2 separate regions of the Mus musculus genome follow, and region 2 is linked to region 1. Evidence: chromatin loops called from intact Hi-C (ENCODE). Cell type or tissue: heart. All regions are shown on one strand. Links, peaks and the distances in the headings refer to the core of each region. The heading gives the core; the rest is flanking DNA.

Region 1 (7,581 bases), core at 2,582-7,581:
GGCTCCTTGCTGCACTAACAACACTAGGGTATGCATGCGGTCCAGAAAAGAGAGAGAAGAGATCGTGATGGGCTGGCAGCCCACAAGTCTGCCACTGGACCTAGCAAGAAGGAATAACTGGAGAGTGCTCACATCAGACTCTGTGCTCATACCATCTGCTGCTCCAATTGTTTTTGCCAGAGAATAGAGGAAGCCATAACCGTCCTTGCCCTAAATGGGAAAGACATGTTGTAATCAGATGTCACCCCGTGGACCAACTATCAGAGAAACAAAGCAACAGTCTGATGGTGTCCGTGGGAATCTTTCCTTGTCTTCTGTTAAGAAGATGAGACAGAGTGTGTTGTGGTTTCTAAACTGCTCATGTGTGACTGTGGACCTTGGGGCCAAAGGGTGGAGTTTTTCATAACCACTGGCGTTTACAGCACATTACCCCAGCTCAGCTGTTTCTCTCTCTTCCTTTTTTCTCAATTTATGTGTTTGGAAAAATATCCATTTCTTACTCTTCTTACCACAGGTAACTATTCTGACACGTTCCAGTTGTGTGTATGTGTGGTGCATGTGTGTGCACCTGTGTGTGTGTATGTGTGCATGCATGGTGTGCACATGTGAGTGTGTGTATGTGTGGTGTGTAGTTGTTTTTTTGTGTTCTTTTCCTTTCTTCTCATCTTCTTTTTTTCTCTTTTGTTTGTTCCTTTTTTCAACCTTCATTTTTTCTCTGTTTCTCTGTTATTTATTTCTTTGTTTGCTCCCATTTCTCTGTCTCTGTGTCTCTGTCTATCTCTGTGTCTCTCTTTCTTTTGGACAGAGTCCATGTTACACAAGAGCAGGCAGGGCTTGGGTGTTGCTCCTTTGGTAACTGTACATGCCTGAGGCCCCGTGAAGACATGGTCACAAGGAATTTGAGTCCTAACTGACACCTGTATTTAAGCCCCTCCCTCTCCAGAGCCTTCTCAAACCGAGGCAGCAGCAGACTCTTACCTAAGTCCCTGATATAGTGCACTCATATGAAGTCATTTAATTTTTTTCTTTTAATGATCCTTTCTCCAAATATATTTATAGCCTGAGCTAGGATGGGATGGAATGAATGGGGGCAGAATTCAGTCCTTACCAGAGAAATTGCGTAAAATGTGGATTTTTAGATTGTGGGGTATAACCTAGCAATCAAAAGACATTCTATACTTGATGCCTATGGAGATAAAGGTGTTAGAATAATGGAGTTCTTCATACAAGGGTGCATTATAGATTGTAGTCATGGAGCAGAACACCAGAAGAAGCAACTCCAGCCTTGAGGAATTAGTGGTTGTATACCTCAGTTAGGGAATAATACGATACAATAGAATAAACAAATAATAAACTATATCTGTCTATTTGGAAGATGTCTGTGACATTAAATCAGACTTCCCTCACCCCTTCCAAAAAACCTCGAGGCTGGGGACACAGCTCAGTGGCAGAGTACAGACTGGACATCTGTGAGGCCTGGGGTTCAACCAAATGAACACATAAGTAAACAAAGAAATAGAAGGACTCCAATTTGGTTAAAAACCAGAAAAGTCCTTTCTATGTATTCCTGAATGACCAGAGCAAAGGAATGAAAAGCAGTCAGTGACAGTAAAAACCGTGGATTCAAAGAAGACGAAAAGAAGACGGAGACTAAAGAAGGGGTGATGGCGACTAAAGAGTTAAAACATTTTTGCACTATGGCATGGCTTAGGAAGTTAGCCTGAGTCTTGGTGACCCATCAATGAACAAGTCGCTGAGATCTGGCACCCATTCTCCCACAGGCTGGTCCTAAGGTGAGACACAAAGATGGAAAATAAGAGGGACAGGAAGGGAGAGAAGCTGATCGCTCAAAAACCTGGGTAGGTTCCCTATGGGGATCAGAAACTCCAAGATAAAAGGTCAAGGTCGCCTAAGGAGAAGGTGGTGGTGGTGGGGGGGGGGGGGGTTCTGAGCCCATCACCTCAAGCAAGATTGTTCAACGAATGTTTGTGACTTAAGAGTTTTTTTGTTTTTTTGTTTTTGTTTTTTTTTTTTAATGAACTGGGTGCTCTCTCTGCCGTGAGCCTGAGCAACGGTCCTCAGGAAGCCTCCCTAACGTTTCCTTTACAGAAGGGCGGTCTTTAGGACAGAGTAAACCAGCTTGCACCCCACCCCCTTCCATAGTTAAGCTTAGGTGCAAATTATATTCTTTGAGCGCTGTGACTTAGGCATTGCCCGGGAGCATAGATTTCTAAATGTTCTGCTTACATCCTTACATCGAAAGCAAGTGTTTTCCCTCACCATTAATAAACTAGCTGTCTTTGGGACTTAACCTGAACGGGATTCTTGATCTGGGGACACCAGGCTGCTGGAAGCAAGCAATGCAGACTCCATCTCCCCACTGCCACAACTACATTTTATTTCACCTTATTCTTTACGAAATATATTTTTAGATGCCATGACTGCACACCTTCTTTGTTAAGGTTTCAGAGAACCTAGCACCGGCCTCACGACAGGAAGTAGTCAGCAGCAGCAGCTGGCTTAACTAATGCTGGCCAGAGGTGGTAGGATTTTTCCTGAATTAACTGTGTAGTAGTTTCTTGTTTTCTTTGCTTCTGATGCAAACATAAATTGTGAACTTAAGCAAAAAAGAAAAAAAATATTTAAACACACACACACACCCCTCCCAATGTCCCTTCCCTGCTGTGTGTGGGCAGAAGCTCCAAAGCTTCCAGAAGTTGCCCCTCCCTGGAGAAGCCCCGCCCTCACCGACCGCCCAGTATAAGTCAAGTCCTGGGCGCTTTGCGAAGCATTCAGAGCGGTCTCCCGGGAAGGAGTTTCTGTGAGCTTGTGTAAGTAGACTCTACACTACTCTATTTGAGCCCTCTCTTTTCTCTCTTCCCTCCTCCAACCCCTTCTTTCTCCCCGCCGAGCATCTAGAGCCTGGTTGAGCAAGTGAGCACGGCAGGCACCCCCAATCCACCCCACCGGTACTCGGCGACTCCTGGGTTCTGCACTTAGGAAGTTAGGGAGGCCGGGGTCGTCTCGCGGTCCTGCACGCCCTTGAAGAGATTGAGACCCGCACTAGGAATAGGGCAAAGTCTGGCTGCCTGTTCCGTTGTGGGTGCATGGAGCGCGACTGCCAGCACCCAGGAAGGCCTGGGCAACAGAGTTTGCAGGATTGCCAAACTGATTCAAAAGAGAAGACAGGGGTGGGGATTTGCGCATGCGCAGTGAAAGCTACACTTGCAAGTCAGGCCATGTACGGAGAGGACCCTTTGCAAGGGGGACCTACTAGACCTGTGGCGACTTCAGAAGGACCAGGCGCTGCCTTTTTGGAAAAAGAGACGGAATTATGTATTCTTAAAACACAAGGGAAACCCGCCTGTGAAATAGATGTCTCCGCGTGTGAAAGTGCTTATCACACAAGTCCCATGACTTGAGTTCGATCCCTGAAACCACGGGTGGAAGGCGGGAACCCACTCCTGAAGTCGCTTTAGGCTCTCGGTGACACGCAAGCGCCCTCACCCACACACCTGCATCATGTACACACGAACTAGTAATAACAGTAAACTAGATTAAACCTGAGCGAGCATGCCTGTTATATCTTGGCATGTAGAAGCAAGAGGATGGAAGGTTCCAAGATAGCTTCTGCTATAGTGAGTTCAAGGCCAGCCTTGGCTACACAGACGGGCGCTGTAATCAGAAAAACAAGTTGAGCTGGGCAGTGGTGGCACATCCTTTAGTCCCAGCACTTGGGAGGCAGAGGCAGGCGGATTTCTGAGTTCGAGGCCAGCTTGGTCTACAGAGTGAATTCCAGGACAGCCAAGGCTATACAGAAAAACTCTGTCTCAGAAAAACTAAACCAAACCAAAACAAAAATCTAAGAAAAAGAAAAACAAGTTGAACTCATGAATATGGGGTGAAATGATAGTTATTAGAGGCTGAAAAGGGCTAAAAGTATTTGTGAAAGGGTACAGAAACATGAGTGTGGCTCTTTAAACAATAATGATATATAATAATAATAATAATAGTTCAAACCAAGCAGATTATTTCTCATGAAAATAGAAGCTAAAGAAGGCGATGGGTATGTTAGGCACTCTACATTGCAGACACTGTGTCCTATCAAGGTAAGTTTAAATTTGTCAATTAAAAAAAAATCTTACTTTGCAGGGCAGGTGACATGGAGGCTGGAGAGATGACTCAGACGTTAAGATCACTTGTATAGGGTTCGGTTCCGATTACCAGGCCACATAATGGTTCTCATGAAGCTCGGATTGTAAGATCACTAAGGCCAGCCTGGGTTTCGAGAACCCACGTTGCAAACAGCTACAAGCCAATAGGAAGGAAGGGTAGGGCTTTGGATTGGCTCTCCACCCTATGTCCAGGGTGAACTAACTGGTTAGCCTTGATTGCTTATCTGAAGAATTCACTGGGGTCCCACGTGATGATGGGTTGGTCTGGGTTTCTAACCCTTGAAAGCACTAGCTCCTTTGTCTGTTGGTTTTGCCTGGAGGCAAGATGAAACCAAATAATTGATTTCCACCTTGGAGCCAAAACCAGAGAAAATTAGATGGAGCCGCTGCGCCCCCTAGTGGCTATGAGGTCCATGCTTCTGTAGGAAAAAGACAAAACAAACCTGTGGTCTTTGGTTCTCTGTATTTGAGGCTTTCCTGAGGAGTCACAGCAGGAGAGGTGAGGAACTGCAGGACTTTGCACGTCCATTAGTTGTTTAATGTTCTAGAGAAATTCCAGCATGGCCCGGACAGAATTTTCCAGGTTACATTTTTCTTTGCTTTGAGTGTTTGTTTTAGCCTGTTTCCGCATCTACACACCTGAGTCTTGACAGGAAAATCATGGGAATAAAATGAGATCAGACACGTGAAGTGCTTAGCATAATGCCAGAAAGTTCTCAATGAATGTAATAGAATGATAATATGCTAAATGATAATAGGGCTATGTTTCCCAGCTTCAGTGCTATGCCCAGGGGCTCTAAGATGGTCATTGAGTCCACGTTTACCATGTTCTAGGTATACCAGGATGGTGCAGGCCAAGAGCTGGACCCTGAAGAAGCACTTCGAAGGCTTCCCTACGGACGGTAACTTCGAGTTGAAGACGACTGAGCTCCCACCCTTAAATAATGGAGGTAAGGGAGATCTTAGTGGGGGCTGCAACAGTTTGCATCTGCTGCAGAAAAGAGAGTCCCGCCATTTGACTTCAGACAATAGTTTTTTTTTTTTTAATTAGTTTACAGTTCTCTGTGTTAGCAGTTTGACTAGTATAAAAGTCTCATTGTCATTCTAAGGATAGCAGGCTTCCTGCGGCTCAGGCTGCCGTTCCGGGAGGCCAGATTGGGTTCCTTCCCTGCAGTGTGGTTCTGTGGTGGATCTAGAACAGCCTGGGGTTGGCAAACTCCAAAGTTTGAGAACTTTTCAAGCTTCTACTTATAGTACTTTTCTTAAAAATCCCATAGATCTAAGTAAGTTGTCCAGATTTAAAGGCTGGCAAATTCCTTTTTTTCTTTTTCTTTCTTTCTTTTTTGTTTCTATCTATCTATCTATCTATCTATCTATCTATCTATCTATCTATCTATCTATTTTGGCTACCTCTTCCTCGCCATGATCTGAGGTAACCACTGGGCTACATTCACAGCCCACAGATTTCTTGACCGGAAGGCCAGGACACAGTGGTGGGAGGTATCCGTGTCCATTTTGCAATCTGCCACATAAATCTTTTTAGTTTTTTTTTTCTTTCTTTCTTTGAAGCTTTAATGTGCCCTGTCCCCAGGTAGGAAGTTTCTTTGATGCAGCTCATACCTGGGTATACCTGGGTACCTTAACCTTCATGGCTTTGACAGAGGAGGAAGTCTCCTGTGTCCCTGCAAGTCTGATGGTGACAGTGAGTTGAGCAGTTGTGCCCTGCCAGAGACCAGACTATGAGGGCTGTCTGTGGGGTGCCGCAGTGAGCAAGCCTTTGAGAACAGGATGCAGGCGCTGTTCATGCCAGAGTCACTGTCCAAGTTTAAGGTGCAGTGGCCAAAACTTGGATCCAGAGTTTCAGAAAATACACAGTTGGAAGTCACTCTAACAAAGGCCCATCTTCTTTGGTATTCCTTGAGGTAGGTAATAAAACACGATGTTTCCTGGTTAGTTTTTCTGTCACGTTGACAGGAGCTAGAGTTATCTGGGAAGAAGAACCTCAGCTAAGGAAAATGGCTTTGTCAAGTTGCCTGTAGGCAAGTCTTAGACATTTTCTCTAGAACATTCTGGAAGGACAGGTCATAGAGGAGGGCTCAGCTCACTTTAGGCAGTGACATCCCTGCAGAGGTGATGGTATAGAGAAGAAAGCGGACTGAATAAGTCATGAGAGTAAGCCAGTAAGCAGGGTTCCTTTATGGCCTCTGCTTCAACTCCTGCCTCCAGGTTCCTTCCTGGAGTCCCTACCCTGATGTCCCTTTATAATGGACTGTGATGGGGTGTGTAAGGGGACACAAACCCTTCCTTTTCCAAGTTGGTTTTGATCATGGTCTTTATCACAATAGTAGAAAGCCAATTAAGACACTACATGAACACTGTCCTGAGGTAGTTACTAATGTGGCCTTGAGTAAGTTACTCACCTTGACCTTAAATAGGATGGGCCAATAGTTGAAAACAGCAAACAAATGGATCCCTCTAAAATAATAAAAGTAGCATTATCATCGTCACCATCAACAGCTGGGCTGCTCCGAATGGAAAGTCCTTCTTATCGTCAGTAGAGAGCACGGGTGGGGAGCTGGACGTGAAGCTCTTGGTAAGAGCGTTTCTCTCACATGCACAAGGCTCTGGAGTCCATTGGCAGCACGGTAGGTTTAATTATGAATGGTATCTTCTGCCCCTAAGCAGAAAGAGTAGGCTCGTTTATTCAGAATGCCAGAATATTGTAGCCACCAGGTCTGTAACTATGTCTGGAATGCTTTGTTTTGTAGAGGTCCTGCTGGAAGCCCTGTTCCTCTCTGTGGATCCTTACATGAGGTACTATCCCCTCCCCAGCTTCTTAGGTTGTGTGTCAGTCAGTGTTTTGAAGCACTGCAGCTCATGTTTTAAGACTGGCCTTGAGTAAAACACCAGGCTTCCCTGTTTCTCCCTGTACTGTATCAGTTGATGAGATTCATGGCTGTTCATCTTCTATAGGCAAGGTCAGCTCTGCACAGTGAAGTTGCTTCTATAATTGATGTGGGGGGGAGCGGGGGGAGCCAGCCCCAACCCCTGCCATTTACCACTGCAAACATTGAGCAGAAGTTACTAAGACTAAAACCAGCTCTTCTTGTCTTCTATTTACCAGTATTTTTGTTTGTTTGTTTGTTTGTTTGTTTGTTTGTTTTAATTATGTGGTCCAGAGTTGACTCAAACTCATGACTCAGAAAACACTGAAGGTCAGGAAGGGAATAAATGCCCTTCAATGGTGCCTCAGCAATTTTTTTTTTTAACTTAAGTAAGTAATACAGAAAATCAATCAATCAGTCAATCAATCGATCATATAGGGTTTTTTTTTTCCTCATAGCTTGTTGGCAAAGATTCAACTCTTGGTTTAAAAAAATACCATTTAACTGTGTTAACTAGCAAA
Region 2 (5,000 bases), core at 1-5,000, 52 kb before region 1:
AGTGGGTAACACCAGTGAGTAGATCACAACTCTGGGATGCTGTAGGGGCAGAGGGAATTAAGGTCAGGAAATATGGCTGGTCAGCTCAGCTAAAGAGCTTGTGTGCATAAGGCGACAACATATCACAGACAGGGTAGCTACAGCCCAGAAGTACCCATCGGGCAGGGCAGCATTCTGAGTCTTTCTTAACCTCTGTCATCTAAATCCTTTGGGCAGCGCCCTGAAGACACTATGGCCCCAAGATGACACAGCGAACCCCAACTCACCAGTCTTCAAAGTAGAGCACAGGACCTGGGCTCCCGGAAGGGGTTGCTTCCAGCCGGAACACCGAGCAGCAGGGCGTCCTTGCATGCATTCTGTATGCAGTACTGCTGAAGCTCTGCAGCTGCCTGGGAGACCTGAGACACAGCACAGTGTGAGCCAGCCTGAGGTGGGACACCACTGTCATCATCCAAGGCTGTCTGCTTACTCCAGCCACTCAGTCCCACCATGGAAGACTAAACTCTCTACGATTGAGGGTAGGATACTTTTGGACTTCATTGACAAAGGAAATGCAACTTTAATCCATTTAGAATTCTAGTTTTAAGACCAAATTGGTAAGGAAATGGCTCATTCTCAAGTTCCCAGGACAAATAATCTAAATTTGCCATGTGAACAAGGCTGGGGCTTTGTCCAGTCTGTGCCAAACAAGTGACAGAATTACTCTTCTATGCTGTTCAGAAAGTACAGTTTGCTGGTTAAGATTGTGGTCTCTGGGGCTGAGGTGGGGCTCAGTGACAGAATGCTTGCCTAGCACAAGGGAGGCCCTGGAGTCAGTCCCTAGGACAAAACACAAACACAGCAACACTAATCATCACCATCAATAAAACAGGGATATTGTGTTTTAGCCACGGTTTGAGTTTGTCCTTCAAAGGCTTATATGTTGGAATTTAATCTCCACTATGAAGGGTGGAAACTTGTTTATGTATTTTTTTATATATGGGTGTTTTATCTGCATGTACAACTGCACCCCAGAAGAGGACATTGGATTCTATGAGACTATATTATAGACTGTTGTGAGCCACTGTGTGGGTGCTGAGAATTAAACTCAGGACCTCAGCAGGAATAGCCAGTGCTCTTAATCACTGAGCCATCTCTCCAGCTCCAAGAGGGTAGACCTTGGACCCTCCAGAACCATAAGCTAAAATAAACTTTTTAAAAATGTTACTCTGAGCTGGGCAGTGGTGGCGCATGCCTTTAATCCCAGCACTTGGGAGGCAGAGGCAGGAGGATTTCTGAGTTCGAGGCCAGCCTGATCTATAGAGTGAGCTCCAGGACAGCCAGGGCTACACAGAGAAAGAAACTCTGTCTTGAAAAAACAAGAAAAAAAAATGTTACTCTGTCTGAGGTACTTGGCTATTAGCAACAGAAAACTTGTAACGTGTAATAACGTTACGTGTATATTACATGTATGTTACAGCTGCTTACCATATGTTTCCAGTTGCCACCAAGTTTCTGAAAGGCCTTAGGAATTTGCTTTTAGAGCTAGAACTTTTAATTAGTAGTATATAAAATACAATATAACCAGACTAACATTTAAGCCAAATTTTCCATCAATTGAAACTTAATGTTTTCACATTAATTATAATTAGAGCTAATGATCTTATGTAAATTATTGATTTTCAAAGAAATGCAGAACCAATCCTGTGCAGAGATTGTGTATCAGGGATCTGGGTAAACTCCACATGTGGGGAGTAGGAGCCTCTCTCAGGACCCTGGGGAAAGGAGGCCAACCAGAGCCTAGCATAAAGGTCATGGTGATAAAGATAAAGGGGGGATGCTCGGAGAAACAAACTAAGGTCGGTCAGGACCCTCAGCAGGGGCGAGGGAGAGACTCTGTGAGGGAGAAAACCTCAAACCCTGCAAGCTGTCCCCTGCCATGAGGTTGGGTTGTCTGTCCCTCCTGGGTTATCTGACTCAACTCCAGAGGATTCCTCAGGACAGCAAGCTTTGCAGTCCCTGGGAAGGGACTCTAGAAAACCTGTGCCTGGTGTATGTGTCTCAGTGTGCCAAGAACATCCAAGGCTGAGCCCTGAAATGAAGCTGACTAGATTCTGGGATGTGACTGCTGCCCACGTTCACCTAACTGTTAATCTCTCTCTCTCTCTCTCTCTCTCTCTCTCTCTCTGTGTGTCTGTGTTACCTCCACAATGCCCTGTCAAGTGCAGTTAAGAGTCTCTTCCCCCGGGCTGGTGAGATGGCTCAGTGGGTAAGAGCACCCGACTGCTCTTCCGAAGGTCCAGAGTTCAAATCCCAGCAACCACATGGTGGCTCACAACCATCTGTAACAAGATCTGACGCCCTCTTCTGGAGTGTCTGAAGACAGCTACAGTGTACTTACATATAATAAATAAATAAATCTTTAAAAAAAAAAAAAAAAAAAAAAAAAAGAGTCTCTTCCCTCGTGTCCACAGGGTGAGCAGGCATTTGATTCAGTTTTCCTTCCAGGTCTGATGCTCAATGATACCGTACACTTTCAACAACTCTACTTTTAGTTCCCCATTTTCTCTCCTCACACAGCCTTGTTCTCTGCTGGGAGCTCCAGCCAACAACTGCTCCCTTTGGAAAGTAAGGGACCACAGCTTCAATCTCTCTTACCCTGAACTCACAATGACCACTAGGTGTCGCTGCCCCCTGTATGGCTTTGATCGTTCTCTTTCTAGTCTGGGTTCAAAATTCAGCCTTTTCCAGCCAGACCGAGGCCTCTGACCCCACCCTTACTTTCTGGCATACTTCTTGCTCATCCACGGTCTGGATCAAACTTCTTTAGTTTTTCGCCCTCAAAATCCTTGGTGGTCAGATACTAGCGAGGAAAAAGGAACCACAAGCGGTACAGGCCTCCTATCTGGGTGTCAAGGCTGTGACTGCCCAGGCTGGTGAGCTCCACCGTGGACAGTAAGCACTTCCTTCGCCCTTTGCTAACTCCTGGTTCACTGTCCCACAAGAAAACACAGCTTCCTGTTTCACAAGACAGCCATCGCCAAAAGCTGTAATCCGTAATCAGAGGCACTTTATACACATCTCCTTTTTTCCTGTCCCCGAAGATGTCACCCCAAACCCTTGTTTCTTCTACAGTCACCTTGCCTCCATTTTCCTTGACAAAATAAAAAAAATCTTTCCTATCAACCCAAAACCCTTTTTATTTTCGAAGAAAAAAAGGAAGTTATTTCTTTAAAACTTTTTTATTTTTAACCTGTCGGGCTTCCCCTACACCTTACTGGCACATCTCTGTACTGCGCGCCTCTTGTCCCTGGTTGTCTGAAATAATTTTGTGTATTAGTTTACCGTATCCACCCGAGTTCCCTATTCCCTGGAGTAGCACCAGGTCGAGGGCTAAAACAGAGGGAACTGACTAGCATGATGGTGTGTCCATACCTACCCACACACTTGGAATCACACTAGCTGCCAATCACACATTCAGCCAACAGAGTAAATCCTTGGCTGTGTTTGCGGGCCTTCATTTTAATTTTATCTCGCGGGTGTTTTGCCTGCATGTTTGTGCACACCTTGTGCATGCCTGGTGCCTGAGGAAGCCAGAGGAAGACATCGGGTCCCCTGAAACTGACGTTACAGACGGTTGTGAGCAACCTTGGGTGTGTGCTGGGAATTGAACCGGAGTCGTCCAGAACAGCAGTCAGTGAGCTGAGCCATCTCTCTAGCCTCCCCACCCCTCTCCTGACAATCCAACTCACCTTCCTCCTTTGAACTGTCCCTGGCAGCACGCTACAAGTTCCGCTCTTTGTCTATTTCACGCTCATATATTTTAATGACCTCTTTCGGCCTTTTTCTGTGGCCGTCTGTCCACACAACGAAATCTCTCCTGGATACCTCTGTAAAATCCACAGATCCAAAACGGAACTCACTTCCTCAACTCTCAAGGATCCCCCATGGGGCAGCAGAGGAAGGCAGAGCATCCTTCTCCAGCATCCATCTCGCTCGCATCTGTTCATTCGGTGGCCTCCCTCCCCATCTCTAAGCATCATCCTCCCGCAGCCGGGTGGGCAGAGTCCAGGTCGCCAGCGTGTCGCCAGCCTGTTGTAGACACGCCCACGGAGCCATCGGACCTGGTCCCTGGGACAGGCTGTGTCGCCAGAAGCACCCGGGATTCGGCCTGAAACCACCCCGCATCCACGCGCGGCTCGCGAGCACCCGAGGCCCCGGTGCGCGCCCGGCCCGGTAGCTCCCACTCCCGCCAGGCCGCGGTCTCCTGCGGGCCGCTCGGTCGCCCGTGGGGCTGGCGCTGGGGTCCGGCTGGACGAACGCTCACCTTGATCCTCTCCACGCCAGCCTCCAGCTTCAGCTGCTCCACCAGGCGCTGCAGGGCGCTCACGCTGGCCCCGGAAGACATGGCGGCTAAGGCTGCGCGAGGCTGGTTCGGCTGGGAGGAACGACCGCCGAGCGGGGTGCCGCCCCGGGGCGGGGTAGCCGCCGCGCCCGCCCCGCTGTCCCCGCGCTGGGGTCGCGAGCTGCCCGGCCCCGGTCGCCGGTGCCTCGGAACAAACCTAGGTGGCGCCTGCGCTGCGAAGGGAAGGACACTAGGACTTCACCGAAGAGCTAGTCAAACCTTCAAGGATATCCTGCTCGTTGGTCTGATATGGAATGAAATTACACCAGCCCTCTCACCCACTATCTATGGCCATTGTTTCCAGTCTTCTCCCGAGTTTTTTAAGTGTGCACATTGGTTTTACAAAACTGAGACCATTACGTTAAAACTTGAGGTTTTTTAGTTTTCTTGTTTCCTTTTGTTTTTTTTTTACACTTACTATGTAATAACTATATCGCCATCTTATACACCACCGTATCTGTCTGCACTGGGTAGTGCATAAGCTGGGTAGTGCATAAAGGCAATATGGATGAGCTTGCTAAACTTCAAAGCCCAAAGACTTTAAAGCATTGGTTTAATTACTTTAAAAAAGCTTCAAGGCCCCTCCCCAATCCAACCACGGGCGTCCCGGTTGAAT

Evidence for each region. A loop is a pair of places that touch in the nucleus more often than their neighbours do. Peaks named below come from ENCODE experiments on the same cell type or tissue, not always from the same donor. Only the 100,000 strongest peaks of a DNase experiment are listed, where the experiment ranks them.
Region 2: a loop joins it to region 1, with 7 times the contacts of the local background. A loop is called at or near these places in 18 of 42 quality-filtered maps.

Annotation. Positions count from the first base shown.
Region 1 is chr4:58,982,288-58,989,868 of GRCm38, reverse strand. It overlaps Ptgr1 (prostaglandin reductase 1), which reads left to right and starts at 2,791. Exons shown (of 10, transcript NM_025968.3): 1 at 2,791-2,831; 2 at 5,010-5,125; 3 at 6,944-6,989. The coding sequence starts at 5,020. In heart, for the core only: a CTCF peak has its summit at 4,581 (motif pointing left); DNase peaks (open chromatin) are centred at 2,758, 3,188 and 4,358; H3K4me3 peaks cover 1,048 bases; H3K27ac peaks cover 856 bases.
Region 2 is chr4:59,034,625-59,039,624 of GRCm38, reverse strand. It overlaps Gng10 (guanine nucleotide binding protein (G protein), gamma 10), which reads right to left and starts at 4,469. Exons shown (of 3, transcript NM_025277.3): 1 at 4,307-4,469; 2 at 267-398. The coding sequence starts at 4,387. The coding sequence ends at 273. In heart, for the core only: CTCF peaks have their summits at 2,657 (motif pointing right) and 4,561; DNase peaks (open chromatin) are centred at 2,774, 3,464, 3,994 and 4,444; H3K4me3 peaks cover 1,320 bases; H3K27ac peaks cover 765 bases.